Linked DNA regions of Homo sapiens: all the other regions are linked to region 3. The links are chromatin loops, found by intact Hi-C in ENCODE. Cell type or tissue: PC-9. All regions are shown on one strand. Each heading gives the region's core, and the rest is flanking DNA. Links, peaks and the distances in the headings are about the cores only. Region 1 overlaps PLB1 (phospholipase B1). Region 2 overlaps PLB1 (phospholipase B1). Region 3 overlaps LOC100505774 (a long non-coding RNA gene). Region 4 has its middle 100 kb from the start of PPP1CB-DT. Region 5 has its middle 88 kb from the start of PPP1CB-DT.

What was found. Hi-C counts contacts between places; a loop is a spot of excess contacts. Peaks named below come from ENCODE experiments on the same cell type or tissue, not always from the same donor. Only the 100,000 strongest peaks of a DNase experiment are listed, where the experiment ranks them.
Region 1: it touches region 3 in a loop (11-fold over the local background); 11 of 110 quality-filtered maps call a loop at or near these places.
Region 2: it touches region 3 in a loop (8-fold over the local background); 10 of 110 quality-filtered maps call a loop at or near these places.
Region 4: a loop joins it to region 3, with 5 times the contacts of the local background. A loop is called at or near these places in 5 of 110 quality-filtered maps.
Region 5: it touches region 3 in a loop (2.6-fold over the local background); 14 of 110 quality-filtered maps call a loop at or near these places.

The regions. Positions count from the first base shown.
Region 1 is chr2:28,591,712-28,597,972 of GRCh38, reverse strand. It overlaps PLB1 (phospholipase B1), which reads right to left. Exons shown (of 58, transcript NM_153021.5): 31 at 6,213-6,261; 32 at 5,254-5,312; 33 at 4,219-4,292. Among named protein-coding and RNA genes, the nearest start is that of PLB1, 99 kb to the right of the region's middle. RefSeq lists an enhancer at 917-1,211. In PC-9, for the core only: CTCF peaks have their summits at 3,261 and 3,464 (motif pointing left); DNase peaks (open chromatin) are centred at 1,102, 3,122 and 3,532; H3K27ac peaks cover 3,491 bases.
Region 2 is chr2:28,607,389-28,613,649 of GRCh38, reverse strand. The region is part of intron 43 of PLB1 (phospholipase B1); the gene reads right to left. Among named protein-coding and RNA genes, the nearest start is that of PLB1, 110 kb to the right of the region's middle. RefSeq lists enhancers at 2,009-2,673, 2,654-2,948, 2,718-2,987, 5,479-6,110, 6,111-6,261 and a silencer at 6,097-6,261. In PC-9, for the core only: no CTCF peak of the experiment used is centred there; a DNase peak (open chromatin) is centred at 2,979; H3K4me3 peaks cover 18 bases; H3K27ac peaks cover 3,634 bases.
Region 3 is chr2:28,713,356-28,719,616 of GRCh38, reverse strand. The region is part of intron 1 of LOC100505774 (a long non-coding RNA gene); the gene reads left to right. Among named protein-coding and RNA genes, the nearest start is that of PPP1CB-DT, 35 kb to the left of the region's middle. In PC-9, for the core only: no CTCF peak of the experiment used is centred there; DNase peaks (open chromatin) are centred at 1,996 and 2,996; H3K4me3 peaks cover 1,524 bases; H3K27ac peaks cover 3,876 bases.
Region 4 is chr2:28,646,324-28,652,584 of GRCh38, reverse strand. No RefSeq gene overlaps it. Among named protein-coding and RNA genes, the nearest start is that of PPP1CB-DT, 100 kb to the left of the region's middle. In PC-9, for the core only: no CTCF peak of the experiment used is centred there; DNase peaks (open chromatin) are centred at 2,504, 2,874 and 4,704; H3K4me3 peaks cover 937 bases; H3K27ac peaks cover 2,892 bases.
Region 5 is chr2:28,660,939-28,667,199 of GRCh38, reverse strand. No RefSeq gene overlaps it. Among named protein-coding and RNA genes, the nearest start is that of PPP1CB-DT, 88 kb to the left of the region's middle. In PC-9, for the core only: a CTCF peak has its summit at 3,559 (motif pointing left); DNase peaks (open chromatin) are centred at 3,649, 4,419, 4,949 and 5,309; H3K27ac peaks cover 1,780 bases.

The DNA.
Region 1 (6,261 bases), core at 888-5,887, 120 kb after region 3:
GGAGAGACATATTGGTTGAATCAATCTAGGAACTTTACACAAGAGCAGCCCCCACCCTTCTTAGTGCCCATCGGCACCTTTGAGATGGGCCAGACCCATCTCTGAGTTTGAGGAATTCTGAGAAAATTTTTAAGCCCCTAACATATTGGTTCCCTACCGAATCCAGGATTTGAAGATGAGAGAGCTGTTTCTTTACCAGATCAGGAGGGAGAATGCTTAGCTGAGTATATACTATGTGCCCAGACATGCACTAGATTCTGTGATTTCACATCTCCCAACAAGCCAGTGATGTAGATGTGACTATGTCCATTTTACAGAGTAAGAAAATGAGGTGCACAGAGGTTAATTAACTTGTTAAAAGTCATTGAAACCCAATTTGAGCTGGAAGCCTTTGGAAAATAGATAAGCTCTTCTCTGCTCAGCAGTCAGGTAAATTCCAATAGAAGGTTCAGAAGGGTGGCTGCTCACTACCTTTCAATGCCCCATCTAATTTTCATTTAATCTAACTTCAAGGTACACCCTATTTTGTTTCCTTTTATGCATTTATTAATAAATTGAGTAGGACACACAGAAGACAAGTACTATTTCTATTTTACCAAAATCTGATATTCATATATATGGTATTTACTGTTCTTTTTCTTCTGTGTCTCTTTTTCGAATCCCAGCATGTTATATTCCAGGTCAATGGATTTTTTTTTTTTTTTTTTTCGAGACGGAGTCTTGCTCTGTCGCCCAGGCTGGAGTGCAGTGGTGTGATCTCCACTCAATGCAAGCTCCGCCTCCCGGGTTCATGCCATTCTCCTGCCTCAGCCTCCCGAGTAGCTGGGACTACAGGTACCCGCCACCATGCCCAGCTAATTTTTTCTGTTTTTTAGTAGAGATGGGGTTCCACCGTGTTAGCCAGGATGGTCTCGATCTCCTGACCTCATGATTCGCCCGCCTCAGCCTCCCAAAGTGCTGGGATTACAGGCGTGAGCCACCGCGCCTGGCCCAGGCCAATGGATTTTAAGAACGTGGCCTTAGCTTCCAGCCCACCAGCAAAGACTTCTAAGGGACAGGCCATGAGTCATAGTTGTTCTTCATTCAAGGAATGCTTGGAATGAAGTGGACTATTGCATGCCAGAGTGGTCAAGGACTTAAGTCAGAGGCTCTGCAAGCAATTCAGGTGGTAGAGAGAAGGCAGATGCCGTAAATCTTACCCTTCTCCTTCACTCAGTTCTCGCTCCCCACCCTTCCGTTAGATGTCTGAGCCTAACTTGCTCGTGGATGGGCGTTTGTTTAAGCGTCTGATTCTTTTCCAGCTCTGCATGAAGCTGTTGCTTTCTAATCCTTCTTTTTCTGGACTAAAGGCACCCAATCAGAATATTTTACATTTGAAAAGAAGTATAAATTTATATACCTCTGCCAATCACTTGTGTTCTAATTCTGCCTCCTTTTCTCCTTCAATAAAGATATAAACATAGACACACAAACACAAACGCATCAAGTACTTCCTACTGTAATTTCTTGTTTAAAGGTATCTTCATTTTAAAACAAGTATGGTGGCTAATCAAGACCAACAGGCTATGAAAATCTCTCCCTGACTTCCATTTTAAAGTGAAAACTTCCAGAAGAAAAGGATTATGACAAATAAACACAAAAGCGCAAAAATATTCAAACTCTCATTTTGATCAGAACCATGAAACGTGAAAGGAAGTAGACCCATATCAAACAGCTAGTCCACCTTAGACCCTTCAGATGGATATCATTTATGTTACACTCAATTTATGTTACAGAGCTCAATGGCTGGGCTCTGGTCATCTGTTGTCACCTAAAGTGTACAGAAAAATAGAGTAGATGCTCAGTAACATTTGTTGAAGGAGTTTCAGTCATATGAGATTGACCCCCTAGTTAATAAAACAAAGGCAACTTTTTTGGTAAGTAAATTTTATTTTGATCCTTTGAATGGTCCCAAACAAGCGAACTTATTTCAATGGAAGAAAAGGCAATGCTCTCAAGACCTTGGGGCCCAGCACATTGTTAAGCTGGCCAAAGCTGGAACCGTTCACTACAGAATCTCACAGGTCAAGGGGCCTTGGAAATATTCACAGCCGAGCCTCTTCTGCAGGTCCTGTTCACAGCCACCCACCCCCCATGAATTCTGGGTCTACTTCTCCCCTAATTCCATGAGATCCACTCTTTTCACTTTGTTTCCCAGGGGGAAGAGGCTCAAATTGCATTCTGAATTGATCTAGTATCATTAATTGCCTAGTTTGTCCAATCTAGAAGCTTTAACGGCTCAAAAATTGCTTTTCTCAGATAAGTCTACTACGTGAACACTTTCAGGAGGTGTTAACAGGTGTTATGAACAAAGAAAATGTTCTGGAATTAAGGGAAACATTGGGTTAAACAGATAAAACTTAAATAGATTTCTGCATTGCAGGCCTTATGAGAGCCTTTAATATGCTAATACACACATGAATTCCCCAAAGGAAGGTTATGGTAATGTTTCCCCCTCAGATACAAAGGATTTTCTCTTCTCCAGGAACAGGTCTGGAGTTAATGTTCCATGGAACACACTTTGAGACACAGTAGTCTATGTATTCTACCAAGTGTCAAGCTGTCTCTCAGACCCCGACCTAGAGCTTCCATCTTTAACACACGTGCATTTGGGGGCAGCTATTTGAAACATTTAGGACAAATGAAGGGTTTAAAGGGACAGCAGCCATTGAACCTGAGGCCTTAGAGCTAGAACTAAAAGATTGAGACATTAGGCTGTAATGGACTTCACTTGTTGGAAGAAACAGAGCAATGGCTGAATTTTCCCATCGCTGCAGAAAGAAACTTTTAGTAGAGGACTGCTGGTTCATATCTGAATCCCAGGAGCCCAGCTGGTCGATCTGTTTTAAAGTAGGGCACATCACCTCACTTCCCCAGGCTGCCCCACCAGGTGCACGTCGCGTATCTATCACCTGCAATGTGGTTCGTCTGCTTGATTTTTGTTTCCCATGCTATCGTATGAGGTCATTGCCTTCTTTAGCTGAGACCAAGTGCAGCTGCCAGAACCTCATGCTCTTTCCTGATTGTAATAAGCTCTGCTTTCTCTCCTCTGGTTTTTTTTCTTGTAGCCTCATTAGGAGCAGAATGGTGAGTCAGTGAGGCTCTGATTTGTTCCATGGCAGCCTGTTAGGACCAGGTACCTGACCAAGGACTTGTGGAAACGCAGGGACCTTGGCGCAGGAAGGCACTGACCTCTGTTCTTGAGAGGTTGATGTCCTCATGCTAAGGACAACCTAGGTCCTCGTTGTGGGTGGTACAGGCCGAGTGATGGCGCCTCCCTCTCGCCCTGGAAACCCATCCTCTCTGGGACTCTGCTCAGGTCTGGCCAGAGAACCTTCACAGTCTTGATCACCCCCTCCCTGCTCCCTGTCACTTCCCCAGGAAGCAAACTGACTCAGAAGAAAAGGGAGGCGGCAGCAAAGGTGCTGTCCTGGCTCCGCCACTCATTAGCACGCTGCCCCCTTGTGGCCAGCTTCGTTCTAGTTGTTTTCCCAGGTAAATTCTGAGCTACTCGCCACTTACTTTGAAGCCTACAGGAATGAGAACTTTATTAGGAGAGAAAGAAACTTGAGAATATCTACACGCAACCGCTCGCCTGACACACCCTGAGCTTCTCCACTTCCGTGTTCGGGATGCCCTTTCTCACCCTTTCCTCTTGTCGAATTGCTAATCTTTCAAGACATGGCTGATTGTGATTGTGTCTTGGTTATGGCCTCTCGAAGTGTGCGATGGGTTTCAGAGGTTTTCTGTGCAGATGTGTACATATATGTAAAGGCAGCTGTGTGACTACAAGACAACATGAATAAACACATAAAGACAGTAAACAGAGACGTAGGAACACCACGTGTACACGTATACATGCAAGCGGGGAGGTGAAGATTCAGGGATTTGGTGCTTTTCTGGTGCATTTCCTGTTGGATTTGCTGACCCAGGAGTCTGATAAGAACCCTGGTTTACTTTCTCTGCACAATCAAAAAAAAAAAAAAGATTATCAACAGTAAAATATCCTCTCCACTCACCAAATGTTCACATTTTGCAGAAATATATAGCTTTTTCTTTCTGAAAGCCCCTTCCAGACCAAGTCTTCGACCTCTGGGATTTACATATTTACAGGAGACAAAGCCACACCTAATCTCTGTTGTGGGGGGAACGCTGGGAGAGGTCAAAGGTTAACATTACCTGTATGACAGTCCCCGATACTGTGTGGTGACATCGGGGAGGTCGTCTGGTTTGGAGCCAATTCCATTGCCAGCCTTTGAAAATATACCAGAGTCCATAGGAAAATTAGCAAGTCAGAGAACAGGGAGGCTGTGAATGCACAGGGCTTCCAAAGAGGGGGTTCCCAATGCACTCGTGGTGGCAGGAGCAGACATGGAACCAGGAGCCCCTGGCTCTAAGTCTGCCATCCTCCTCTCCAGCTGTGTGCCTTCCCCAACTCTTAGCTGCCTCCTCGCTGAGCTGAGGACACGCCCTGCTCATCTCACAGGGAGTGTTTTGGGGATCAAATTGGATTACAGTTGTAAAAACCACTTTGAAAACTCTCAAGTGTTTTACAAACGTGAGAGAGTGTTAATAATGTCGTTCCCAGCGTTATGCCCCTACGTTCTTTATGAGCATGAAGAGAGAGCTCATTGGCTTAAGCGACTGCAGTGGACAGATCTCTCCTAAGTCTCACATTTCTCCTCTTTCCCTCTGGGGCATTCTGTAAGGTATTCTCAAGGCCTTGCACATGCTCCTGGAAAGTGATGATCTGGGATAGTAAAATAGCCCCATTTCTTGGAAGTTAGGAGCAGAGCTTCATCCACAACTAAGGAGTCCTGCTGCTTTCCATGCAGATGCAAAGAAGAAACAGATGTGAGGGTCTCAGCTGATTATAAAGCATAATCCAAAGGAAAAAGAGCGCCCGCACAGGGAGGTTTAGGAGAATTTTGAGTCAGAATGACATATTTTTACATATATTAAAAAAGTGTTATTGGGTGTTCAAAATCTCTGCCCGCAGAAACAATTCAGTTCACTCCCAAAAAAGATTTCCTCTGCATATCCGTTTGAGAAAGTGGCCGCAAATCAAATAACTGGCATGCTCTTGGATTGACAGAGCCAGGTAGAGGGGCAAGATAAGGCAGAGGACAGGCATGCAGACCCTTAAGTTAAGAGGACTGGGATCTGGAGCTGGCCTAGTTATCCCCAAACCACCTGGGGCCCAAGAGTCCTTACGGTCAGAGAATCCCCCAGAGCAGCCACAACTTGGATGTCTGCAGGTCTCAGGGCATGCACTGGAAAGACAAGTGGACACACTTAGGGCTGCAGGAGGGAAGCCACAGTCACACTCTAGTGCCTCTGGCTTCAAGCAAGATCCAAAACACAATCTGCATGAGCACTGGGGCCATGCAGGGCTGGGTGTGCACAGTGCCATGGAGGCAAAGTTATATGAGGACAGTTTTCCCGTAAGACACAACTAATCCTGGACCTACAGGGAAAGAGAGGTGCAGAGAGGGAGAAGGAGGGAGAAGAAGAAAAGTGGGGAAAGGGAGAAGGAGAGATGGAGGGAAGGAAGAAGGGAAAGGTGGGAGGGAGGGCAGGGCAGAGTAGGAGCTCATTTTAGTGCCAGTGGTCATGGGAGATGACAGCCATGGCCTGAGTGCACAACTAGACGGGCATCAAACCACATTAAGACGAGGTGCAGGACCTGACGTGCAGCCCGTTTAAAGGTGGGTTCTGAATTTCCACCAAGAGTCTGAGAATAGCCATGTTGGGCCTTTCCTTGCCCCCACATCTCTTCTGAACAGCCCAGGGAAACTTCCAGGCCCTACTGTAGGCGGCAGTGATTGCAGAGCCTAGGGCCACAGAGCCAGCTTCCTCTTGGGACTGGGGCCCACCTCTGGGCTGAGCCACCAAGGGTGTGCTCACAGGGCTCCTCTGCTTGTGCTCTAAGAGGCGCAGGTGGGCAGGAGACGGCTCCTGGTCCTAGGTGCCTTGGTGCCTGCTGGGCATGGTGTCACCACCAGCCAGAGTGGTGCGAAACAGGGACTCATCCCAGGTGACCACCCAGGCAGACAGCAAGCACTGGCCGTCACTGTGCCATTTAGTGAGTGTGAAAGTCAGGTCAGAGGACTCACCAGCATAGCAGCCCCTGTGGAGGGGCCCTGGGTCCTGCTGTGCCATAGGGGGCTTACCTGAGGTAGGGTGCAAGGCAGAAGGGGCTCTGTCCCTGCATGGCAGCCA
Region 2 (6,261 bases), core at 381-5,380, 110 kb after region 3:
TATATTTGAGTATCTGTAATGTTTTTCTTTCTGCCTCCTTTGAACTGTATGTCTTTTCCTCTTTAGGTTGGGTTCCTGTATCTTAGTCATTTTTTTTTTCTTGTAAAACACCCTCCTCATTCCCTACTTACCTATCTGTTTTACAATCAGTTTTCACATAAGCCCAGTCAAGAATCCAAGTCCCCCCAGTTGCAGGTGAGGAGTTAGTTAAAGAAGGAAGAAGGAAGCAGACAAAGAAGAAATGGGGAGAAAGCTAATGAGAAAATGTATAAATGACAGCAAAGCAAGATCAAGTTGATAAGACTGAGATCAGGAAACAGCAACCGGGCCCAGGGCTGTGAGCACTCTCACAAAATGTGCTCAGTGGAGTAGTAAGCCCATGGTCTGAAAATGTGAGAATAAAATGGGAACAAGAAGAAAAAACCAGGCTGGCACAGTGGCCCATGCCTGTATTCCCAGCGTTTTGGGAGGCCAGGGTAGGAGGATTGCTTGGGGCCAAGAGTTTAATACCAGCTTGGGAAGCATAGCAAGACCCCATCTCTACGACAAATTAAAAAAATAAATTAGCTCAACATGGTGGCATGTGCCTGTAATCCTAGCTACTCAAGAGGCTGAAGCAGAAGGATTGCTTGAACCCAGGAGTTTGTGGTTACAGTGAGCTATAATTGTGCCAGTGCACTCCAGCCTGGGCAACAGAGTGAGACTCTGTTTCAATAAAAAAAAAAAAAATTAGTCTGGGCACAGTGGCTCACACCTGTAACCCCAGCACTTTGGGAGGCCAAGGGGGGGTTCATCACATGAGGCCAAGAGTTCAAGACCAGCCTGGACAACATGGTGAAACCCTGTCTCTACTAAAAATACAAAAAAAAAAAAAAAAAAATCCAGGTGTGGTACACATCTGTAATCTCAGCTACTTGAGAGGTTGAGGCATGAGAATTGTTTGAACCTGGGAGGCAGGGGTTGCAGTAAGATGAGATCATGCCAGTTCACTCCAGTCTGGGTAACAGAGCAAGACTCTGTTTCAAAAAAAAAAAAAAAAAGGGAAAACCAGAATGTTGGAAAAGTGATCTCGTCTCATACCTGACCACATGTACGCAACCATGTTCTTGCCTGGCATTGTAGATGACTGACTTTGCAACCCCCAAATGCCCCACTTTATAGATGAGCAGCTGCTGAGCCCCAGAGTGAGGAAGGGACGGGTTCCAGGTTAGGGAACAAGTGATGAATGCCAAACTGGGGCCAGAGCTGACTGGACAAGCCTCTTGCCTGGTTCCGTTCCTCACACTGGAGGTCAGGCCAACAAAAACCCTGTTGGTCAGACAGCGGGAAAGGAAGAGAGGGACTCAGCAGCGACTGGGAGGACAGAGTCCACCCACACAGAGCTCTCAGCCCCCAGCTCAGATACTGGTTCCCTGAGGCACCCGACAAGTCTCCCCTTTCCCTGGTCTCAGCATTCCTGTCTGAAACAGGTAACCGATATCCTTTCTTTCTTGCTTGCTTTTTTGAGACGGAGTCTTGCTCTGTTGCCCAGGCTGGAGTGCAGTGGCGCGATCTCGGCTCACTGCAAACTCTGCCTTCTGGGTTCATGCCATTTTCCTGCCTCAGCCTCCCGAGTAGCTGGGACTACAGGCACCTGCCACCACAAATGGCTATTTTTATTTTTTGTATTTTTAGTAGAGACGGGGGGTTCACCATGTTAGCCAGGATGGTCTCGATCTCCTGACCTGGTGATCCGCCCGCCTCAGCCTCCCAAAGTGCTGGGGTTACAGACGTGAGCCACTGCGCCCAGCCCCTGACATCCTTTCAAGGAGAGGTACTCAGGGCCAAGTGGGAGAAGTGAGCCCTGGACCCTCTACAACAGCATAAGACAGGAGAGGGCTTATGGTGGCAGGTCCATGTAGCTACTTGGGCTTGTCTCGGGTTAACAGTAAGCATTCCCTGAGCATTCACCAACAAAGAGGGCGATCTGGGAGCATGCTATAAACAAGTGACCCATGCTGGTTGAGCAGCTCAAGCGTTAGAGAGCATTTCTAGGTGCCAGGATGAGAGGAGGAGAGAGAGAAACTCACAATTGGCTCAGGTGGGGAGACAGACTTGAGAAGCTGAGGCAGTGAAGCATCAGAGAATGGCATGGCCAGTCAGTGTAGTACCTGCTGAGGAACTGAGGCAAGATTTGGAGAGGTAGGGTCCTCAGAGACAAGACTCAGTGGCATTCTCCCTGCACGTCAAAGGAGCCCAGACTCAGCTTAGGGTCCAGGGGCTGGAGTCAGTCCTACCGTGACCAGAATGGGAGGCACTGAGGGAAGGACAAACTTGACCTTTTTGGAAGTGCTGCGAGTGCAACTGGACAATGTGTTTCATTGAATCTATTTGATCACAAGATCTACAGGTTGGGGAAAGGGAGGCAGAGCTAGAGGGCTAGAGGTCAAGGAGACACTAGAATGTGTTGCAGACTGAGGCCATGGCAAGAACAATTACAGCCCAGGGTTGTGGCAGACAGGCAGCCGGGGTGCCTCAGGGCTTTCCTCCCCCTCCCCTTCTTTTCTTTTTTTTCCAACTCCTATGTTCCTGTCTAATGGGTTTTATTGGGTTTTATTGGGCTTGTTTTTAGCTGGGTTTATTGACCATTGACCATTTGGTGCATGCATGAGTCAGAGTGGTTTAAAGGCCTGGAGCCAAAGCAGATGACGTGAAAGAGGGGTTTGATTGAGCCTGACTGGCTCTTGAAGGCTAGATTTGGAGCCCCCGTGAGTAGAAAGGGGGGCCGACTGAATGGCAGAACAAGGAACCGGTCTAGTAGTTCCAGCCATGCAAAGACGGTGTGGGCTGCCTGGGGAGGCAGAGCCCAGCCAGCCTCCTGATGTGAGTCAGCAACGTGAGTCAGTGGCTGTGGGACAAGGCCATCAACATCCTGGCTGCTTTACCAGGTGTAGTTCCATGGGGAAGGAGGGGTGATTTTCTTCGCTGGTTGTGCTGGTTGGATCAAACCAGATGTACAGTCACCACCTTACAAGGGGCCACATTCCAAGGAGAAATACCCATATGAGGCAGGGGTTGGCAGCCATGTGTGCAATGAGTGGCTGGAACTGAGAAGACTCTCAGCTGGGTGGTGGCAGTCAGAGGCAGGAGGACATAATGGTATTTCACGGGATGTCCTAAGAGGTTTTCTATCCCATTCCATTCAAAAAGTGCTAGTTCCGGCCGAGTGTGGTGGTTCACACATGTAATCCCAGCACTTTGGGAGGCCAGTGTGGGAAGATTGCTTGAGCTCAGGAGTTTGAGACCAGCCTGGGCAACAGAGTGAGACCCCATCACTATTAATTAAAAAAAAAAAAGTGCTGGTTCTTTACCTACACTGATTTCAGGTGGTAAGAAAGTGTGAACATTTGGGGACAGAGAGCATTAGGACAAATACCTAATGCATGCACAGCTTAAAATCTAGATGACCGGTTGATAGGTACAGCAAACCACCATGGCACATGTATACTTATGTAACAAACCTGCACCTTCTGCACATGTATCCTGGAACTTAAAGTCAAATAAATAAATAAATAAAAAAGAAAGTGTGAACATTTAAGCAGAGGCCATAGGGTGTCTTGGGAGGGATGTGGTAGAAGAATTCCATTATTCTATGAGAGATTGCATCCACAGAAGTCTAAGGCCCTCCCCACTGAGAACCTAAGATTACATAAGTCTATTGTTTCATGGTGGGAAGGTGCGACTAGTTAGCCTTTAACGTACAAAGTGATGAGAATCTGAGCCCCTGCAGTGGCAGTGGGAAAAGGAAGAGGGACAGGTGGGAAGAATCCTATTAGATTCTGGAGGACTGGTAAGAATCCGATTAGATAGGGTCCCTGACATTTCATGCCTGTAGAGCTTGAAAACCCTAATGAAGTTGGCAGAAATAGAGAACTCCTAAGGAACAGAGAGTTTGGGAAGACAAAGAATTAGTTCCTATTTAGACACTCCTTGCTCAGAAAATTATTTTTTGAATGAATGTTAAGCTTGAGATGGTGGTGGGGTCATGGCAGGATTGGATTTAGAAGCTCTGAGCGTCAAAAAGATAACAATGTCACTTATATGTAATTCAATACAGAAGCACTGCTAAACAACAAACTAAGTTTAAGGGAATTTGATAAACTTCGGCTTTTTCTCATAAGAAAAGATAGGGTATGATACATGAACTTATTTCAGCCCCCTCCTGCTTGATCATACATTAATCTGCCTTTTGGGTAACCTTATACCAGATAGAGCATCCAAGGGGAAATGTATTTTAAAGGTCAGAAATAGAGGATTGGAGTTCGGGAAAGGAGAAATGAAGACACAGATTGAGAGACTGAGGAATCCAGCACAAAGAAATTTTACAGGAAATCCTGGAAATGGGTAAGTCTCAGAGTGAGAGGATGTGGAGAGAGAGAAAAGAAAACAGAGGCCGGGCACAGCTGCTCACACTTGTAATCCCAGCTCTTTGGAAGGCCAAGGCTGATGGATCACTTGAGTCCAGAGTTCAAAATCAGCCTGAGCAAAATGGCAAGACCCCACCTCTACCAAAACAAATAAACCAAAATTAGCTGGGCATGGTGGTGCATGCCTGCAGTCCCAACTACTCAGGAGGCTGAGGTGGGAGGATGGCTTGAGCCTAGGAGTTGAAAGCTGCAGAGAGCTGTGATTGCGCCACTGCACTTCCAGCCTGGGAGACGGAGCAAGACCCTGTTTCAAAAAGTGAGTGAAAAAGGAAAGAAAATAGAATGGAGACATGAAAATTGGAGAATATCTACATTTTCAAGACTGGGGAAAGGGAGGAGGAGGGTCATTAAAGGCAAGCAAACAGAAGACCAGAAAAATCAAGGCGATTTAGTGTCCACAAACCCAGGAAGGAGTGAATTTCAAGGGGGAGGTGGTGACTTTTGACAAGGGCTTCAGAGAGGTCAAAAAGAATGAAACCTAAGAAAAGGACCAGGTGTTCAGCCAGCTGCCCTGGGGTTAGGAAAGGAGTGGGCAGAGAGCCCATTAAGGCAGAGTATAGGCTCAGTCCACAGAAGGCTAGTCAAAAGTTGTCTGTAAAAGAATTTGTCCAACTTGAAACTACAACAGAAATCCATGGCGTGCTGTTAAGTCACCCTACCTGGCACACAGAACGTATGAGCAGTTAGACTGCGGATGGGAGAAGGGAGGAGGCTGAGAAAGCTCATGCTCACAGCCATCTCGGCCTCCTGCCTCCCGCCCCCCACTGCGTCTTGCCTGTTGCCTGTTGCCTCTATGTTTAGACACATCTAGGACAAAAATAGGTGCTGCCTGGCCCCTGTCAGCTCACACTGAGATGCTGGTGGACTTTTATATCACTCCAAGGCACATGGGAGGGAGCAGATGGGACTGAGGAATGCAGAATGCTCAGAACACAGTGAAGTTGGGCTGGCCAACAGATGGACCCTTTCAGAATGGGCTCCAATGTTGCTTAGCAACAGCTTCACCAGGGCTGGGCTTCTACTGGTTCCACGAGGCTGGATCTGCTCACCTCTGCAAATCAGTGCAGTGGCTCCATTGGGCTCTGTCTAGAAGGGAGGCACTGAGCCCACTCAGCTTAAGATGCTGCTGGGTGGAGCAGCCTCCTTTTGGGGGTCTCTGCCTGATCTGGGGTAAAGCCTGGAAGTGGTTGCCTCGAAGCCCAGGGTGACAGGGCTCTCCCTGACCCAGTGCTTAGGCTCCAACTCAGTACTCAATACACGTTTGTTGAAAGAAAGAGCAAATGATGGCTGCTTTTGTTATGTAATGGAAGGGGAGTGGACAGTTTGGAAAGGGCCCTCCATGGCTGATATTCAGTATGGCTATAGGGTTGGTAAAATATTGACATATCTACAATATGGCTATTTCTGAGTCCCCAAATGCCCCCACTATCCACGGTCCCTGGCTGCTCCCCTAGAACCCCCAGGCATCCTTAGGAAAGCAGTTAAAGAGTTTACACCTGGCACAGTAGGGGCCTCTAAGGTTTTGCTCCAGGCCTTTGGCCAGCACCTGACCACCTGGACTAGAGGCATCTGTGTTGCACTAGCTGTTGCAGAATCTGACAATCTCCTTAGCTCCAAGCACAAGACCCAGCAACTGAGCCCTCTGCTACGACTGTCTTCACTTCCCATCCCTTCTTCCTGCCATTCTTGCTCTCCTGATGGGGCTGATGGCACACAAGACTGAGCCTGAGCCCAAGACTGGGGTAGGGCAGGCAGCAGACAGGGAGCAGGCATGTGAACAGGGGTGCCCACTCTC
Region 3 (6,261 bases), core at 430-5,429:
ATACAAAAATTAGCCAGGTGTGGTGGTGGGCGCCTGTAATCCCAGCTTCTCAGGAGGCTGAGGCAGGAGAATGGCTTAAACCTGGGAGGTGGAGGTTGCAGTGAGTGACATCTTGCCATTGCGCTCCAGCCTGGACGATATGGTGAGATCCTGCCTAAAAACAAAAACAAACAAACGAAAAAACCAGTTTTGGCAGCCCACTAAGTTGTTGCCTTTTTCTTTTTCCTTTAGAGTTAATGAGCCCAGCCTGAGGCTGCTATGCAGATCTGGCAACACTTACCAGGCTGTAGCAGCTCAGCTGGGATTCACCTGGAAAGTGGGTAGATCAGAAGGTTCCAGACCAAAGTCTGGGTGGAGGAGGCTTAAGTAACTTGAAGAAACATACTCTGAAATTGCCCGCATGTTTTTTCCAGTCACTCTATTTAGTTTGAAATTTCAAACCATTTTAAACAAGGGTATGTGGTTTTTATGTTTACTGAAAAGGAACAATTTTTTCTTTTTTCTCTTTGAGACAGAGTCTTACTCTGTCCCCCAGGCTGGAGTGCAGTGGTGCGATCTCAGCTCACTGCAGCTTCCCTCTGCCAGGTTCAAGCAATTCTCCTGCCTTAGCCTCTCGAGTAGCTGGGGCTACAGGCCTGTGCCACCATGCCCAGATGATTTTTGTATTTTATTTTTCAAGTAGAGATGGGGTTTCGCTATTTTGGCCAGGCTGGTTTTGAACTCCTGACCTCAAGTGATTCTCCCGCCTCAGCATGCCAAAGTGCTGGGATTACAGACGTGAGCTACCGCGCCCTGCCAGGAGCAAATGTTTTTAAAAATGTTGAGAATGTAGTCTATAAAAAGAGGGTCTCTGCCCTCCTGCTTACTGTATAAAAAGATACGTTTAGGTCATTTCACTCAACCCGGCATACTTTGAAAAGGCGCCTGCTGTCGCTTTGTGCACATGTGACTGCATAAGTGTGCGTCTTTGTGTGTTGCCATCAGTCCATTTGTCCCCCCAGTCTTCCATGAACCTGGCCTTGCCTCTCCGAGTTACTGGTCCCCAGTTCCCACTCTTCACACCTCTAAAGAAAGAGGATTCCAGCTGAGCGCGGTGGCTCACGCCTGTAATCCTAGCACTTTGGGAGGCCAAGGAGGGCAGATCATGAGGTCAGGAGATCGAGACCGTCCTGGCTAACACGGTGAAACCCCGTCTCTACTAAAAATACAAAAAATTAGCCGGGCGTGGTGGCGGGTGCCTGTAGTCCCAGCTACTAGGGAGGCTGGGGCAGGAGAATGGCGTGAACCCGGGAGGCGGAGCTTGCAGTGAGCCGAGATCACGTCACTGCACTCCAGCCTGGGCAACAGAGCGAGACTCCGTCTCAAAAAAAAAAAAAAAGAGGATTCCTTCTCCTGCTTCTACTCAGACCCTGGAACCCAACCATCATCTTTGTTCTCTCAAACCTTCCTCCATCTGGTGGATCTAGAGGAATCCCTCCTTTGTTGTGGGCAAAATGCCTTTCACCCTAAGTTAATTTCTCTCTCTCTCTCTCTCTCTCTTTTTTTTGAGACACACTTTCACTCTTTTGCCCAGGCTGGAGTGCAGTGGCGCGATCTTGGTTTACTGCAACCTCTGCCTCCTGCCTCAGTCTCCCGAGTAGCTGGGATTACAGGCACGTACCACCAGGCCTAGCTAATTTTTGTATTTTTGGTAGAGACAGGGTTTCGCCATGTTGGCCAGGCTGGTCTCTAACTCCCGACCTCAAGTGATCCGCCCACCTTGGCCTCCCAAAGTCCTGGGATTACAGGTGTGAGCTATTGTGCCCAGCCATAATTACTCTTATTTTGTATTCCCGACCCTACATCCCTCCTCATCCAAACTGATGCTTTTCTCTTAAAGGCACCCTGCCCCATTCCTTCCTGTCCCTGGAATGCACCAGACTTATGCTTCTCCTTTTTGCTGGGCTGGTCTCTCCCATTGGCACACTCTTGCAGCTGTTGTCCCCTGGGCTCACTCCTCTTCATGACTCAGATCCCAGCTCAGCTATCACTTCCTTTGAGAGGCCTTCCCCAATGGCCCTCAGACAAAGCCCAATGACAGCCGGGATTTCTGTCTATTTCATTCATGGTAGTATTCTCGGCATCTAGAACAGTTCCGGCACATGGCAGGCACTTGATGAATCCTTGACACTAAAGGAGCTTGTGTAAAAAAGTACTAGGTTGCGTAATTTCTGCCATTTTGAGTGAGGCCAGAAAAGAACTGAGAAATCAACAAAGAAAGGAGAAGCAAACGAGGGGGAAAAGACATGGCAGGGCAAAGGACAAAAATGGGTAGTTGGAGAACAAACAGGGGACAGGGTTTATGGCCTGTTCTCTCCTTTCCCTGAAATGGAAAATGCTTTCTGCTGTGATTAAAGCAAACACCAGGCTTAACTTGAAGTAAAGGACATCAAAAAGAAAAAAATATATAGAAAAGAGGACAATCCCCCCATTCTTCTAGCTTCCGCTTTCAGTTTTCATCAACAAAATAAAAATTGGTTAGATAGGTGTCAATTCCCACTGCACATGAGAAAATTGCTTATTTAAAAGTATCAGCATAAATGGGATCCAAAATCAAGGGGCACAGTTTTGTCTAAAAGAAAGAAAGAAAAGCCGTCCCTTCTAAAGTGCAGATTATTCTACCAGACTAGGTATGAAAGGGGAAAAAAATAAAAAAAAAAGTGCACATTATTTTCTAAAACTTTTTGGCTACTCTGTAAGATATTTTGTTCACAATTGAGTGAATTACCGGCCATGGCAGAGACTGACAATATATAAAGGATGTTCCCAACTCAGCCTGTTGTGCAACCATTCTTGATTTCTTGTGTCAAACTGGATCTTCTGCTTCCCTTGCCAACTGAAATCAAATGGATGTGTTAGGTCATAGCACTACTATGGAATAGTTTCCACACTTGTTTTTCTTTCTCCTTTCTCACCTCCTGTTTATTACATGTAACAAGTCAGATTGTAATTTGAAAGTGAGGAACTAAGGCAGCTTGCTAGCACGCTGAGGCTGAGCACTGCTGCTCATATTGTTTAGACTTTTGGTGACAGCCAGAGGGTATTAGTCACATGGTTGTTTGGGATGTGCAATCATCCGAGGCTAAAATGACATCACCAGAGTGCATTACACTGGAACTTAGCAAATCTGCACTGCAGGATTTGCCAAGGGAAATTAAACTGGTAGCTTTCTAAACTCCTCCCATCCCTCATGTGATTAGTTATATTTTTCTAGTGACTTCTGTGCTGAAGAGGAACCTTGTCCAGTTCTTCTTTCTGGTGTGTGTAAATGTCACTGAAACTAAGGCTTCATGCATGTGAAATCGTTACCAGTAAAAATGTTTTTTCTTCCTCAATTTACTTATCCAATGCTTTAGACCTCTGTACATGCTATGCTTTCTTACCTCTCTGGCTGGTGGTGTGTATTGTTTCCTCTGTTTGACATGCTCTTCTCCCTAGTCCTCGCCCCTCTGCCCCTTGTCTATCTGGTGAACTCTTACTCATCCTTTAAGACCATTTCAAAATATTTCTATATGAGTTTTCCTTTACCCCCTCCTCTTCTGATTCAGATAGTAACTTCATCCTGTCTTCCATCATTCATTTTAAGAGTGTATATCCCTTGGGCCGGGTGTGGTGGCTCACACCTGTAATCCCAGCACTTTGGGAGGCCGAGGCAGGCAGATCACAAGGTCAGGAGATCAAGACCACCCTGGCCAACATGGTGAAACCCCGTCTCTACTAAAAAACACAAAAAATTAGCCGGGTGTGGGGGTGCGTGCCTGTAATCCCAGCTACTTGGGAGGCTGAAGCAGGGGGATCCTTGAACCTGGGAGGCAGAGGTTACAGTGAGCCGAGATTGTGCCACTGCACTCCAGCCTGATGACAGAGCAAGATGCCGTCTCAAGAGAAAAAAAAAAAAAGAGTGTATATCCCACTGTTATAACCTTTATCACATTATACATTATTTCCATATGGAAGTTTTATGGGGGGAGAAACTATGTCTCCACATCCTTGTTTCCCTAGCATTTGGCACAGTCTTGGCAAATAGTAAGCCCTCAACATATGTTTATTCTCTCCTTCCTTCCTCAGTTTTTTTATCCTCATCACCATGTATGTTTTCAATTTGAAACAAAGTTTTATCAATTTTTAGATTACATACTTTGAAGATATGTTATTAAGGACATATAAGTTTAGAGTTGTTATAGCTCTCCAGTGAAAAAAAAATTTTTTTTTTTGAGACAGAGTCTCGATCTTTTGCCCAGGCCAGACTACAGTGGCGCTATCTCAGCTCACTGCAAGCTCCGGCTCCCGGGTTCATGCCAATCTCCTGCCTCAGCCTCCCGAGTAGCTGGGACTACAGGCGCCCGCCACCACGCGGGCTAATGTTTTGTATTTTTAGTAGGGACGGGGTTTCACCGTGTTAGCCAGGATGGTCTCGATCTCCTGACCTTGTGATCTGCCCTCCTCGGCCTTCCAAAGTGCTGGGATTACAGGCGTGAGACACTGCACCCGGCCTCCAGTGAAATTTTTATCAAATATAGTGACTCATTTCATCCCTAAAAATGCTTTTTGTCTTAAACTCATTTGTCTCATATTAATAACAACAACATTAGCTTTTTTGAAGGGGTGGCTATTTGCCAGATATATTTTATTTTCACTTTTATTTTTAATTTCTATTAGAGACAGAGTCTTGCTCTGTTACCCAGGCTGGAGTGCGGTGGCATTTGGCTCACTGCAGCCTTGAACCCCTTGGGCTCAGGCACTCCTTTTGCCTCAGGCTCCCGAGTAGCTGGGACTACAGGTACATGCTGCTGTGACCAGCTAATTTAAAAAATATATATTATTATTATTACTTTTTTGAGACAGGGTCTTGCTCTGTCACCCAGGCTGGAGTGCAGTGGTGCAATCACAGTTCATTGAAGCCTCAAACTCCTGGGCTCAAGCAAGTCTCCCATCTCAGCCTCCCCAGTAGCTGGGAGCATAGGCACATACCACGACGCCTGGCTAATTTTTGTATTTTTTGTAGAGATGGGATCTTACTATGTAGCCAGGTCTAGTCTTCAACTCCCAGTACTACAAAGCACTGGGATTACAGATGTGAGCCACTGTGCTCAGCCTCTATTTTTTACATACTTATACTTTCTGTCATTCTTGATCCTTACAGTTTAGCAAGCCTCTTATAAAAAGTATATATCTGGATTTCTAATATTTAAAACTCTAACTTTTTTTGTACTTTTAAAGGCCAATTTGATCCATTTACATTTACTATGATTACTGAAATTTGGATTCATTTCTATAACCTTATTTTGTGCTTCCTATTTGTACTGCTTTTTCTATGCTTCTTTCTCTCTTACTCTAATGTTGTAACAAACTGAAACTTTGTGATTCTTCCTTTTTCATAAACGACTTTGATGTTCGACTCATATGGGAGGACTGGTCTAGCAGGCTTCTATCTTCTGGTTTCTTAAAAGTTTCTTCTTTTAATTAGGACAATGAGAAGATTTCAGAGGATATTTATGACTAAATATTGCATCATCAAGAAAGAAAAACACTGTAGTCCCAGCACTTTGGGAGGCCAAGGCGGGCGCATTGCTTGAGGCCAGGAGTTCGAGACCAGTGTGGCCAACATGGCAAAACCCTGTCCCTACTAACAAAAAAAAAAAAGAAAGAAAGAAAGAAAGAAAGAAAAATAGCTAAGGGGAGACTTGGGAAAAAATTTTACTTTTCAACAATTCTCACTAGAGACTGAGGCAGTTTAACAGCCAAGTAGCTCATTCTCAAAATGATGAGTCAACATGGTGTGCAATGCTGGTTACAGTATAATGAGATCTGTGTAATATGTCTGCTCCCAGTGTGAGGATGACACCTAAGGGAAGGTCCTTCTGTGCTCAGCATGCCTGTACTGCTGTGTGCTACGTGACTTCATGGAGAAGCTCCCATGACTTGCTTCTGTTCAACTTACTGTAAAACCCTCATTCTTTTTTTTTTTTTTGAGACGGAGTTTCGCTCTTGTCACCCAGGCTGGAGTGCAATGGCGTGATCTCGGCTTACTGCAACCTCCGCCTCCCAGTTGTTTCAAGCAATTCTTCTGCCTCACCCTCCTGAGTAGCTGGGATTACAGGTACTTGCCAACACGCCCAGCTAATTTTTGTATTTTTAGTAAAGATGGAGTTTCACCATGTTGGCCAGGCTGGTCTTGAACTCCTGACCTCAGGTAATCCTCCTGCCTTGGCCTCCCAAAGT
Region 4 (6,261 bases), core at 542-5,541, 67 kb after region 3:
ACATACAATAGTACCATAAATGAAATTCTTTCACTGTATCACTTCCTGGTGACTTGTGGCAGCAAATCCAGAAGTACACAATCTGTGATAGTATACCATCAATGTGCTATTTGTTATAAATGCAAGACTTACAAGTATAGAGTTCTTGTTTGGTAATGAGATGGAGAGTCACCATAAAAGTATGTTGGTAATGTGCTTAACAGCTGTCAAGCTTGAAGGTGAATTCTGCATTTTAAATCAATAGACAACTATTCAAACTTGCTGAACTGTTCTGTGATGACAATTGGTTGTCAGTAATATATTACCTAACGTTTTAGAAAAAATAAACTGACTGCATAGTAAAAGGAGAGGAAATAATTGTTTTTTGAAAGAAACATGCAGTGTGGGACGTGGTAATTTCTTTAAAAGGTCAGGGGAAAGTTGACTTTTGAAAATGAATGTTTGGAAATGTTGCCACTATTAAGTGATGCTATAGCTAAAAATGAGCTCCAAGTATATCATGTCTCGTATCTATGTACATTAAAAAAGTCTGGAAGTAGACTTTTTAAACTCTCTCTAAAAATTTCAAAATCAAGAGTATCAGTGGGGTTTGAACTCATTTGCAAAAAATGGAACAGCTTCTCTTCCAGAGAAAGAATACAAATAAAAAAAAACCCACCCCCAAAATATAACTATTAAAATAAATTAAATAAAAAGAACACCTTTCAATTATGTTGCCATCCTCCTTAAAAATGATTGACATAAGCCAGGCGTGGTGGCTCATGCCTGTAATCCTAACACTTTGGGAGGCTGAGGCAGGTGGATCACGAGGTCAGGAGTTTGAGACCAGCCTGGCTAGTATGGTGACACCTTGTCACTACTAAAAATACAAAAAATTAGCCGGGTGTGGTGGTGTGTGCCTGTAATCCCAGGTACTTGGGAGGCTGAGGCAGGAGAATCGCTTGAACCCAGGAGGCAGAGGTTGCAGTGAGCAGAGGTTGCACCACTGCACTCCAGCCTGGGTGACAGAGCAAGACTCCGTCTTGGCGGAGGGGAAAAAAGATTGACATCAGGGAGAAGGGTAGTTTATTGGTGACATTTTAACAGAAATCTTTCTATAGTTGAATGAGAATCATTATTCATTTAATACAACCAACAAGAGGCATCTTCCATTTGGAGTTACCCATCTTTGTAAGGAACCTCACAAGTAGAACTAATCTTACAAGTAAAACTAACGATGTTTTAAATCAAGATTTTAAAAATAGTGAAACATTCAGTCAAAATACTTGCCCTTAACATATTACTGTTTTAGCAAGAGCAAAATGCTTACTTCATCTTAATCTTGTTCTTTACAAATTTTTAATTGATGACTGTTTTGTCATTTATATAGTATGTAAATTATATGTGTATGTAGTAATACCTATATACAGTGAACCCTCCATATTTATGGGTTCTGCATCTGTAGATTCAATCAGTCTTGAATTGAAAATATTTGGAAAAGAAATTGTGTCTGTACTGAACATGAAGAGACTTTTTCCTTGTCATTATTTTCTAAACAATACAGTATAACAACATTTACATAACATATTGTATTGGGTATTATAAGTAATCTAGAGGTGATTTAAAGTATATAGGAGGCCAGGTGCAGTGGCTCATACCTGTAATCCTAGCACTTTGGGAGGCTGAGGCAGGTGTTTCACTTGAGGTCAGGAGTTCGAGACCAGCCTGGCCAACATGGTTAAACCCATCTCTACTAAAACTACAAAAATTAGCCAGGTGTGGTGCTGTGCGCCTGTAATCCCAGTAAATCCCAGCTACTCAGGAGGCTGAGGCAGGAGAATTGGTTGAACCTGGGAGCTGAGGTTGTGCCATTGCACTCTAGCCTAGGCGACAAGAGTGAAGACTCCATCTCAAAAAAGAAAAAAAAGTATACAGGATGATGTGCATAGGTTATATGCAAATACTATGCTATTTTACATCAGGGACTTGAGCAGCTGTGAATTTTGGTACCCACAGAGGATCCTAGAATGAATCCCCATGGGTATGGAGGGACAACTGTGTCTAAAACTTATAAATAAGTCTCTATGTTGATGTGCATGTGCTAATATTTTTTGTGGGTGCAGGTACATTGTCAAAGTGGTGATCCCTGCAGCAGACTGTGAAAGCTTGGAGGCAGTTCCGTGCCTTCCTCATCCAGGTTTCCTCATGGCCTGCACGGGACACATCAGGAGGCTCAGCCGTGTTGGCTGAGTGGCTGACGGAAGGAATGGAGATGTATAGGGGAAAAGGTATTCCTGGCATAGGAACAACAGAAATATCAATTTGGGGTGGGGGAAATACTGAATAAATCATTTGGCAGAACAACAAAAGCAATCAAAAATATGAAAATGGAAGAGGCATGTATGACTAACGCTAATAATATCTAAACTTATTGAGGGCTGATTATGAGTCAGGCAGTGCTCTGGGCTCTACACTCATGACCACCCCAAATTCTCGCACCAGCCTTGTGAGGTAGAAATCAGCCTTAGGATGCCAGTGGGGTTGATTTCACAGGCACCTGTGGTGCATTCTGGAAGGAAGGCTGCCCTGGGGACAATTTGGGAAATTGTGTTTGTCTCCCTAGGGGATTTCAGACCCAAAGAGAATCCTGATCATGTGCCCTGCTGTGTAAAATGAGTTGCAGAATTAGAACCGGAAAAGAAAGGTCGTAATTGAGCCTCCATATATAATGACGTTATCATCGATCCTCTGGTCACAGGAAACATGCTCTGAGCAGTTTTCCCAGCAAGTGGAAAAAACCAAGTTGCCCTGCAGGCATCCTGGCCTCTGCCATGGGGCCATACCACCTTCCTCTCTAGGTGGTTGAGACCTCTTGGCCTCCTCCCTTTTTCTGCCCACAGAGAGAGGACAGAGGTGCTGTCATGGCCTGTCACTCCAGCTTTTGAAGAGCACAGAGAATCAAAGGGTTTAGGCAGGGCCAGCGTTGTGGGTGTGTGACCCATGAGTCACACAGGGACTCATATTCAGAAGGGCCTCATGCTTGGTTTAATGCTCTGCTGTTGCTGTCTTAAAATTAATCATTTTTCAACAAGGGGCCCTATATTTTAACTTCGCACTAGACCCCACAAATTCCACCACCGGTCCTCGGTCTGGGTCAGGATGGGGTAGTCCTGACAGGGGCTGGCTTGGGGGACTTGCTTCAGCTGGTAGCAGACCTCAGGCCCATTGCCACGTTTGAAATCAAGTCTAGAAATGAATTTAACCTCAGACCAGACTGAATATTTGTGTTACAAAGTCCCCTGGCAGAAGTGGCAGAGAAGGCATTTGCCTCCCAGGGTGATTTGGGGCTTGGGGGGTGGTTGGGAGCCTGCCCTTCCTGTCTTCCTGGATGCTGAGATGTTCCTGAAGTTGAGGGCCCACCCAAGATGCTCGCACTTGGAGGCTGTACCATCAGGTGCTTTCATTGGCTTTTTGGGACATTAGTGAAGACAGACAACTCAGAATAGAATTTTTAACAATGCTCAAAAGAGCAGTCAAAGGCAGGCTGTGTGGGTGCTGTGCCCACCCTGGAGTGTGGGATCCACAGTTGCAGCCTTAGTTGTTCCACTCAACAGAGGGACCTCCCTGTAGGCAGTAGCATAAGGCCAATACTTTTCTTCCAGGCTTTGGATGAAAATATCTGGAGAACCAGGGTGGGTGATGTGTGGTGGAGCATGGTGGGGAGGGGCGGGGGTTGGCAGGTCTAATGGACACACTTCCAGCCCAGGCTTGCACACGAGGAATGAGAATAACCACAGCTTCACTTATCAAGCACCTGCTCTATGCCAGACCCTTTCACACACTTTCTCATTTAATCCACAGACAGCCTTTTATCCCATTTTGTTACAGTTGAAGAAATAGGGTCATTCCTAACTACTCAGGATTAGAATCCTTTTCTCACTCCCATCTTATCCCCTACTCCCTGGGGAGTGCGGATTCTTCAGTCATTGAGGTTGATTGTATTTCAGATCTTAATTGATCATAAAAATAAAATTCAAATGACTAAAACATGGGAATATTTAGGGGATTCCTTAATTTCCTCTCCTTTTCATCCTCCTCACTTCCTTTTCTGTGTCTACTCCCCTGAGCACTGTTTGAAATTGTTCTGACAGCAGCATACTTCTTGCTGGGTGACGTAGCCAGGGTCCAATAGTAGTAGACTCTAGGCCTCTCCAAGACAGCAGACAGGCCCTTGCTATGTCACAGTGCCAGTTGCCAGAACAGTGGATTGAGCTTAGAGTGACTTGTTCAGTGTCTTCTGAGCATTGCACGAAGATGGGAGTGGTGGTAGTGGAACAATTGAGTGTCATGCTTTTGCTAAGCCCTGGCAAGCTGAAATGCTTTTGCTAATAGACACAAAACTGGATAATGTGCTATAGGGGCATAAAACCATAACCTTGAGGTTATCTTTTTTGCCGGTCAGAAATCCACAAGTCAACATAATTTCGTAGCGTTAAGCTCTAATTAAATAGTAATAAATGACAAAGTCAAACATAGGTACGGTCTAGATAACTAAATATTTCTTAGAATATTGTTAAATAACATTGACAGGACATGTGGTCACTTATTTCTAAGTTTGAGGTACATTTTCTTAATGATATAGTCGCCCCTCCTTATCCACGATTTTGCTTTCTGTGGTTTCAGTTCCTCAAGGTCAGAAAGTCAATAGTAGCCTAACCTCATTCCCCTCACTTCATCTCATCCCGTAGTCATGGTACCATCTCACACCAACATCAAAACAAGAAGGGTGAGTAGGCAAGACAGACCACATTCACATAATTTTTATTGTATATCATAATTCTTTTATTGTTGTTCATCTCACTTTAAGTTACAAATTAAACCTTATCATAGGTATGAATGTATAGGAAAAAGCATAGTATATATAGGGTTCACCACTATCCATGGTTTCAGGCATCCACTGAGCCACGGGATTCTTAGAATGTATCCCCTAATAGGCCAGCCATGGTGGCCTGTTACACCTATAATCCCAGCACTTTGGGACGCGAAGGCTGGTGGATCACCTGAACTCAGGAGTTCAAAACCAGCTTGGGCAGCATGTTGAAACCCTGTCTCTACAAAAAATAGAAAAATTAGCCAGGCGTGGTGGTGTGCGCCTGTAGTCTCAACTCCTTGGGAGGCTGAGGCAGGAGGATCGCTTGAGCCTGGGAGGTGGAGACTACAGTGAACTGAGATTGTGCCACTGCGCTCCAGCCTGGGCAACAGAGCGAGACTCTGTCTCAAAAAAGAAAAAACAAAAGAATGTATCACCCACTAATAAGCGGGGGAACCACTGTACTGTACTTTGCTTATCTTACAAGTTTGTGGTATGGATCAAATGAGAACATATTAAAATGTTTTGTAAACTGTAAGGTGCCAAGTATATTTTAATTATTGCGATTATTTTACAAAGCCCCTGAATCATATTGTATTGGAATTAATACTGATATAGAAAGGAGAGAGAGAGAGAGAGCTAATTATTGAATACCTATTTTTTGAGTATTGTTTTTATCTCATTTAATTCTTACAAAAAGACTGAAAAGATACAGGACATGCTTCATTTTCTCTGTAAGGATTATAATAGCACCTACTTCAAGGGGCTATTGTGAGAATTAATAAAAAATACAGACTTACTGCTAAAAACAGTACCGGGTATACAGTAAACACACAAATGTTGGTTCACTAAGGGCCCAGCCTGCTATTTGAACACATTTACTGAAGTTTATTTTTCTCTAATAACAATGTATTTCATTTCTGGAAGTTTTATCTGGTTCTTAGTTCTTTCACAAATCTGCCTTTATTTTTAAAAAATAACATGGTGTTCTTGCCTCATGTTTTAAATTCCTTTTGTCTTTTATCTTTCTAAACATACATAGTCTTTTTTTCAGTGCTGCTGTTATATAAAATATGTGGATCTAATCTTGCTAGTTGTTACATTTGATTCTCACAGGGATTGTTTTTCCTAATTAAATGATTTATTAGCTGCTAGAACAAGGGTATTCAATCTTTTGGCTTTTCTGGGACACATTGGAAGAATTGTCTTGGGCCACACATAAAATACACTAACACTAAACTAACTAACACTAAAGATAGGGGATGAGCTAAAAAAGAAAATCACACACACACACACACACACAAATCTCATAATGTTTTAAGAAAATTTACAAATTTGTGTTGGGTGGCATTCAAAACCATCCTGGGACGCATGCGGGCTGTGGGTTGGACAAGCTTGTGCTATAATGTCAC
Region 5 (6,261 bases), core at 702-5,701, 53 kb after region 3:
TTGCATTGGTGAGAAACAAGGGTAGGCAGGTAACCACCTGAAAGCCCATCAGACTTGGAGCTGGGGGAGGTGAGGGCAAGGCTTCAGATTGGAGACCAGCCAAATATGCAGCGGCTCCAGGCCTCAAAAAAGGAGCTACCCAGGAACTAGGGTGATGACCAGGATGGTGTAAAGACAGTTGGTGGACATGTGGCATCTGTTGCAATAGATGTGTGGCTGGAACGGTAACTCCGGCATCCACGACTGGCCACACTCTTATCCAGAATTGGCTCAGGATGGTGAAAGGTGTCAGGGCCTGTAGGAGGCAGGACTGCCAATGCCGGAGCCCCAGTTCCATTGCTGGGAAACAACGTGGGGTGAATTATCAGTCAGATAGTGTCCAAAGATGTCATGGATTTTCCAAGCTTTAATTACAAGTCTACCTCCCCTGTCCATGGCCCTGCCCATGCTCTCCCTGGAGGAGGTTTCTGAAACTTTGTTGGCTTCTCGAACATGGTGAGTTATAGTGGAAAGCACTTTGGAATCAGGCCAGCCAGGCTCTGAATCCTGACTTTGCTGTGTAAACTCAGCTCTTTCAAGAGAATGTCTCTTCATCTTGCTCAGCTTCAGTTTCCTCATCCATAAAATTGTATCATCATGTCTTACAAATATGATTTCAGTAATGAGGATGAAGGAGATCAGGCACCTATGGCGTCATGGAGAAGACTGGGAGTCAATGTCAGTCCTCTCTCGTTCCCTCTGCTCCCTCTTTCCAGTCCACATGCATTATAGGGGTGGAATCATGCAATACAGAGCCTCTGGCATTTGGGTTTTCAAAGTAAGAGAGGGACTCCAGCCCTCTATAATGCATGTGGACTGGGAAGAGGGAGCAGATTATAAAGACACATGCACATGTGCGTTCATTGCAGCACTATTCACAATAGCAGAGACATGGAATCAACCCAAATGCCCATCCATGATAGACTGGATAAAGAAAATGTGGTACATAGACACCATGGAATACTATGCAGCCATAAAAAGGAACGAGATCATATCTTTTGCAGGGACATGGATGGAACTGGAAGCCATTATCCTCAGCCAACTAATGCAGGAACAGAAAACCAAACACGACATGTTTTCATTTATAAGTGGAAGCTGAACAATGAGAAGAACATGTAGACACAGGGAGGGGAACAACACACATTGGGGCCTATGTGGGGAATTGGGGAGGGAGAGCATCAGGAAAAATAGCTAATGCCTGCTGGCCTTAATACTTAAGTGATGGGTTGATCTGTGCAGCAAACCACCATGGCACACATTTTCCTGTGTAACAAACCTGCACTTGTACCCCAGAACTTAAAAACCCAAATGCCTTGAGGTGCACACGTTATTAGTCTGTTCATGTTAGCTTTGTTGTAAATGGGGGCTTGGAAAGAGGGAGTTCAGCTAAGTTTCTTTCACTTGGAAAGCTAGAGGCAATTTTCTTTCTTTTCTTTTAGTAAGAGAGAATCTATGTCAGATATTCTATCCTGGAGATCAAGTTCAGTCCTCTGGGCACAGTCTGGTCACACAATATCCATCGCAATTACAGGAGAGGTTGGGATCTGGGCTTCATCCACAACATTGATCGTGGACAAACAGTCTAGCTCTGGTTTCATGTTAGGAGGAGCCGAGGTGGAGTGTGGGCTCAGGCACTCAGGCAGCCCATCCACTCTGTACCACAAGTTCAAGACAACTCAGTGATTTATTCCCCTCTGTAGGAATACATTTCTGAAATTTCTGCCTCATAGCCAAGACATGAATTTGGATTCTGCTGCTTCAAACAGCCCTGCTTGCTCAGTGTTCTCCCCCTGTCCCCACCGGAGTTTGAGCTGCATTTGCTGCTGTTGGCAGAATCTGCCAGAGGAAGGGGAGGGCCTGTGGACCTTCAAAATGTAATTCAACTGCAGGGTTGCCTGGCACAGCAGAGCATCACAGCTGTACTTAATCTTCCTGGAGCAGAGCAGCTGGAGGCCTCCCAGCGTCCTGGCGCCTGTGGGCGGATGATTGGCTTGCCCCAACTATGCATTTGAGCCAAAGAGTGTTCAAAAGGAAAAGTCAACGTTGCAAAGCTATAGCTGTTCCTAAGTGCTGTGTGTGAGGGGTGTGTGATGTGTGTGTGTCATCCTGGCTTTAAACAAACTTTTGAGAGCTGTAGTATGCTCAGTTGTTTTTGCTACACAGACTGGTAAAATACATGTGGAGATTTCTGAAAGAAACAGGAGAAAAAAATGGTAGGAAAGAATATAGGAGCCCTCTTTGGGGTCAGACAATTCTGGAAGAGGAGAAAGAAGAGGAGGGGAGAGGAAAAGTAGAGAAGAGAGAGGACAAGGAGGAGAGGGTGGCCAGGAAGAGAGGCCCCAGCTCAGCAATTGTCAGGTTCCAGCCCCAGCTGAGATCCGAGGGGAGTGGGTGGATGGGGCAAGGTGTGGGGGTTGCTGGAAGAACACTCGAGGAGTGGGTGGACGGGGCGGCGGGCGGCGGTGGCTGAAAGAACACTTGAGAGACAGCAGGTAAATCAGACGTGGCTTTATTCAGCATCTCTCATCAGCTGTTCACTTATACTGTCCGCTCTGTCTAGGCTGCTTACTCTGGCCACTCCCACACAGAGCTGCACAGCCGGCTCTCGTTTGCCTTCAGGGTCAGCAGCTTAATTCTTTCTCTGGGCACGAGCAGCCTGAGCTGTGTCCTGGCTCCCCTCTGTTCATCTGCAAAGACGGACAGCTCTGTCTCTCTCTTTCTCTGGGTTCCAGCACGCCTGTACAGTGTCAGCAAGGCAATTATGTCTTTACAGACAATAGTGGCTTAGAGCCAAGTGATAAGCCTTCCCGTGTTATGGCTACATGGCTGTGATAACAGGTGGAGTTATACGCCTGCACTGTAAACTCGCTGAGTCACTCTGGATGTATACCTCGGCCTGTGCTTGACCAAAGCACAGCCATGTTCCTTGCAGCAATTCAGCTCCGCGTACTGTGCCGTCACTGTATTCCAGTACCTGTAACCTAAACAGCTTTCTGTGCCCTGCTATTCAACGAGGTGTCTTCAGGGGAAGGTGTCATGATGAATGTCCAGTGCTCTGGGCATCTCCGAGTTCAGCCAGGTAAGCATCTGCCCTAGCAGATGGGCTATGACCATGATCTTGGTTTTCACTTCTTTTGACAACATTGCCATAAGCTCTTTGAGGACCTAGACTGTCAGTGTTATTTACTGCCATATCCGCAGTGTCTAGCATGAGGCAGGTGCATAGTAAGTATCTGTTGAATGAACAGGAATGAATATTCAATTGAATACTGTGGAAAAAAGAACACCAGAGACCAATGAGGGACTTTAAGCACAGACACAACACTTGATATCAGTGCCTCTTAAATTTTAATGTGCATATTAATCTCCTGAGGATCTTGTTAAAGTCCCTCATGGGCCTCACTTGAGAAGCTGCTAGAAAGGCTGAAGGTGGCTTCACCAGAAAGTGGAAGATTGTAGGTTGGAACTCAAGTTTAGATCCCGGCCTTGTCTGTAGCCTCTTGAGCTCTGTAGTCCAGTGACCCAGCACCAGACAAAAAGAAAAAGCCAGCTTTTCCTCTCCTCCCTCTGCTGGTGCCCTGGGACACTTCTATAGTAAAGAGGTTTTCCTGCAGCCTGTACTGTGCACTTGTTGTGATTAAAGCCTTCTTGAATTCCAGGGAGGTGAGCAATAGAGTCCCATGGGCATAGAAGGCCAATGATCATTTTGCTAGGGGTCTTTGCCATCTTCTGGGCTCTTTGAGGTCCAAGGTTCTTGTCTAGCTTGGATATTAATTCTGGTGATTTGGGACAGACTCACTTATTCTCTTCTGGAATCCTAGTTATACATAACTATCAACAACACCTCCATCTCCACCTACATTTTACTACTGCTGCCTCTACCCCTTCTGCAGCTCCACCACCTCCAGCTTGCATTCATACAGTGCTTTGGCAGTTTTAATACTGCTGTCACTTCAGCCTATGAAGTAGGCACCATTATCACCATTTGAAAGAAGTATAAGGGCCCGAGAAACTAAGTCCTACGTCTGAGGTCTCACAGCTGGTGAGTGGCAGGGCTGCAGCTCAGATCAGTCTTCTGACTCCTGAGCAAATGCTGTTACTCGCTCCCCCGAGTGTTGACGCTGAGGGGGTGCCACATCCTCCCTCCGCAGTCTCGTCACCAGGTCTTCAGCTTGTACTCTGGTCGGGGGCTGGAGAAAGACTCCTCCTGCCCTAGGCACGGTGCTGATCTCATCCAGAGAGGGAACTCAAGCCTCCCTGGGCACAGTGGTCAACCCCGGCTGGTTTATGGCCATGCTTCTGTGCCGAAGCAGCCACTGAATGGGTCACTTCACTCACACAAACTCAACTCACTGGAATGGATGGGGGTGTGGCCAGTGATGTCACCATCACTTCATAGCTTAAACTTGTAGAGTCAACCTTTGAAAAACATTGATTTATGTCTCAAAATAAATCAACAACTGCCTCACTCTGGCCCCATCCTGACTCTGTGATGTGGACAGAAAGACACAAAGTCATAAAGCACTGATAATAAGCACCTTGCTTTGTTTTGGTGATGTGCACTTTCAAAAAGCCCATAATACTTTATTTCATCTTAATCCTCCGAATGCCTCCTTTTAAGGTAGCCAGGGACAGGTAGTATTCTCACTTTATAGATGGGAAAACTGAGGTTCAGAGAGGTTAAAGGTCACAGGTCTAGGACCAGCATGTAAATAGTCTGCCTCCAATTCTTTTGACCACATTGTACACATTGGAGTTGATGCCTGCCTTGGACACAGTGTTGCCATCCAGCAGAGACTCCACCCAAGCCCTGACAGATTTATTACTAGCAATTTGTCATTGCTTATTTTATTATCAAAAAAATGCAACTCTTTAGAAAAACATCTGAAGATTAACCAACAAAGTGTGCAGAGAGCTGAGCTGGCATTGGAGTGATGAGATATTATGCCCACAGGAGGGGCAGGGCTGTTTCTAGATGGGAGGGGCACAGGTACTGGAAACCAGTAGATCAGAGGTCACACCCAGAGATGGAGGGAGCAGCAGGTAGAGGTGTGCCAACCGGCAGGCCTGGAAGAAGCAGATCAGGTCCAAAGTCTGAGTTTTAAGAAGCCAGGCTCAGAATTCTCCAGGAAAAATGGTCAGGGACTCATATCTGGCAACAAACAGAGACTGGGCAAAAAAACCAGAGGGAGTCTAGGCAAGAGACCAAGAATACCAAGAGTGGAGCCTGATACTGAGCCTTGCATAGAGCAGAGGCTGTTTCTAGGCTTCCTGTCCAAAACAGAACTAGGTTTAAGTGTTTACATTGGCCCGAGTCCATGGAGGAAGGCAGGCCGGTCAGTGGACGGCAGTGAGAGCCCAGGGAAGTTCCAGACAGATGATTTTTGTAGGCTGTGTTTCCCAAGCTGACATCCTGCAGAACAGAATGTCTCCGTAGAATGCAGAATGCAGAACAGAGCATCTCTGCAGGATGCTCTGTGTCAAGAAGGGTCTGTGCTCAATAAAGATGGGAAATACTGGACCCAGCGAAGTTCAACAGGTTCCTTTATTACAACATTTCTCTGCATCTTAAAGAAATGCACTGTGTGTTTCCAAGGGAAAGCTATTGAAAGCAGGGTTTTCCAAGCTTTTTTGACCTTGGTCCACATATTAACATCTGGAACACAGTTTGGGAAAGTCAGTCCAACCCTTCCTTTCCTGGGCCAGTGGTCACACCTGCAACACTATCTGCTTTCTGTACCTGACCCCTGGCCTTTTCCCTTACCATGACTATCCTGGAGGAAGGGGTTGGGTTAGACACTTGAATAAAATAGTACTGTGATTTTAAGAATTAGTCCACCCTTTCACCTCTGATTTGGTGTGTTTCCTTCCAATTTTTTTTTTTTTTTTTTTTTGAGACAGAGTCTCTGTCACCCAGGCTGGAGTGCAGTGGCCTGATCTCGGCTTACTGCAACCTCCACCTCCTGGGTTCAAGTGATTCTCCTGCCTCAGCTTCCCAAGAAGCTGGGATTACAGGCGCCCACCATCATGCCCAGCGAGTTTTTGTATTTTTATTAGAGACCAGGTTCCACCATGTTGGCCAGGCTGGTCTCAAACTCCTGACCTCAAGTGATCTGCCCACCTCCGCCTCCGCCTCCCAAAGTGCTGGGATTACAGGTATGAGCCAATGTGCCTGGCTGCCTAGAGGCTTTTAAAATCCAGATTGCTGGGGCCGGGCATGGT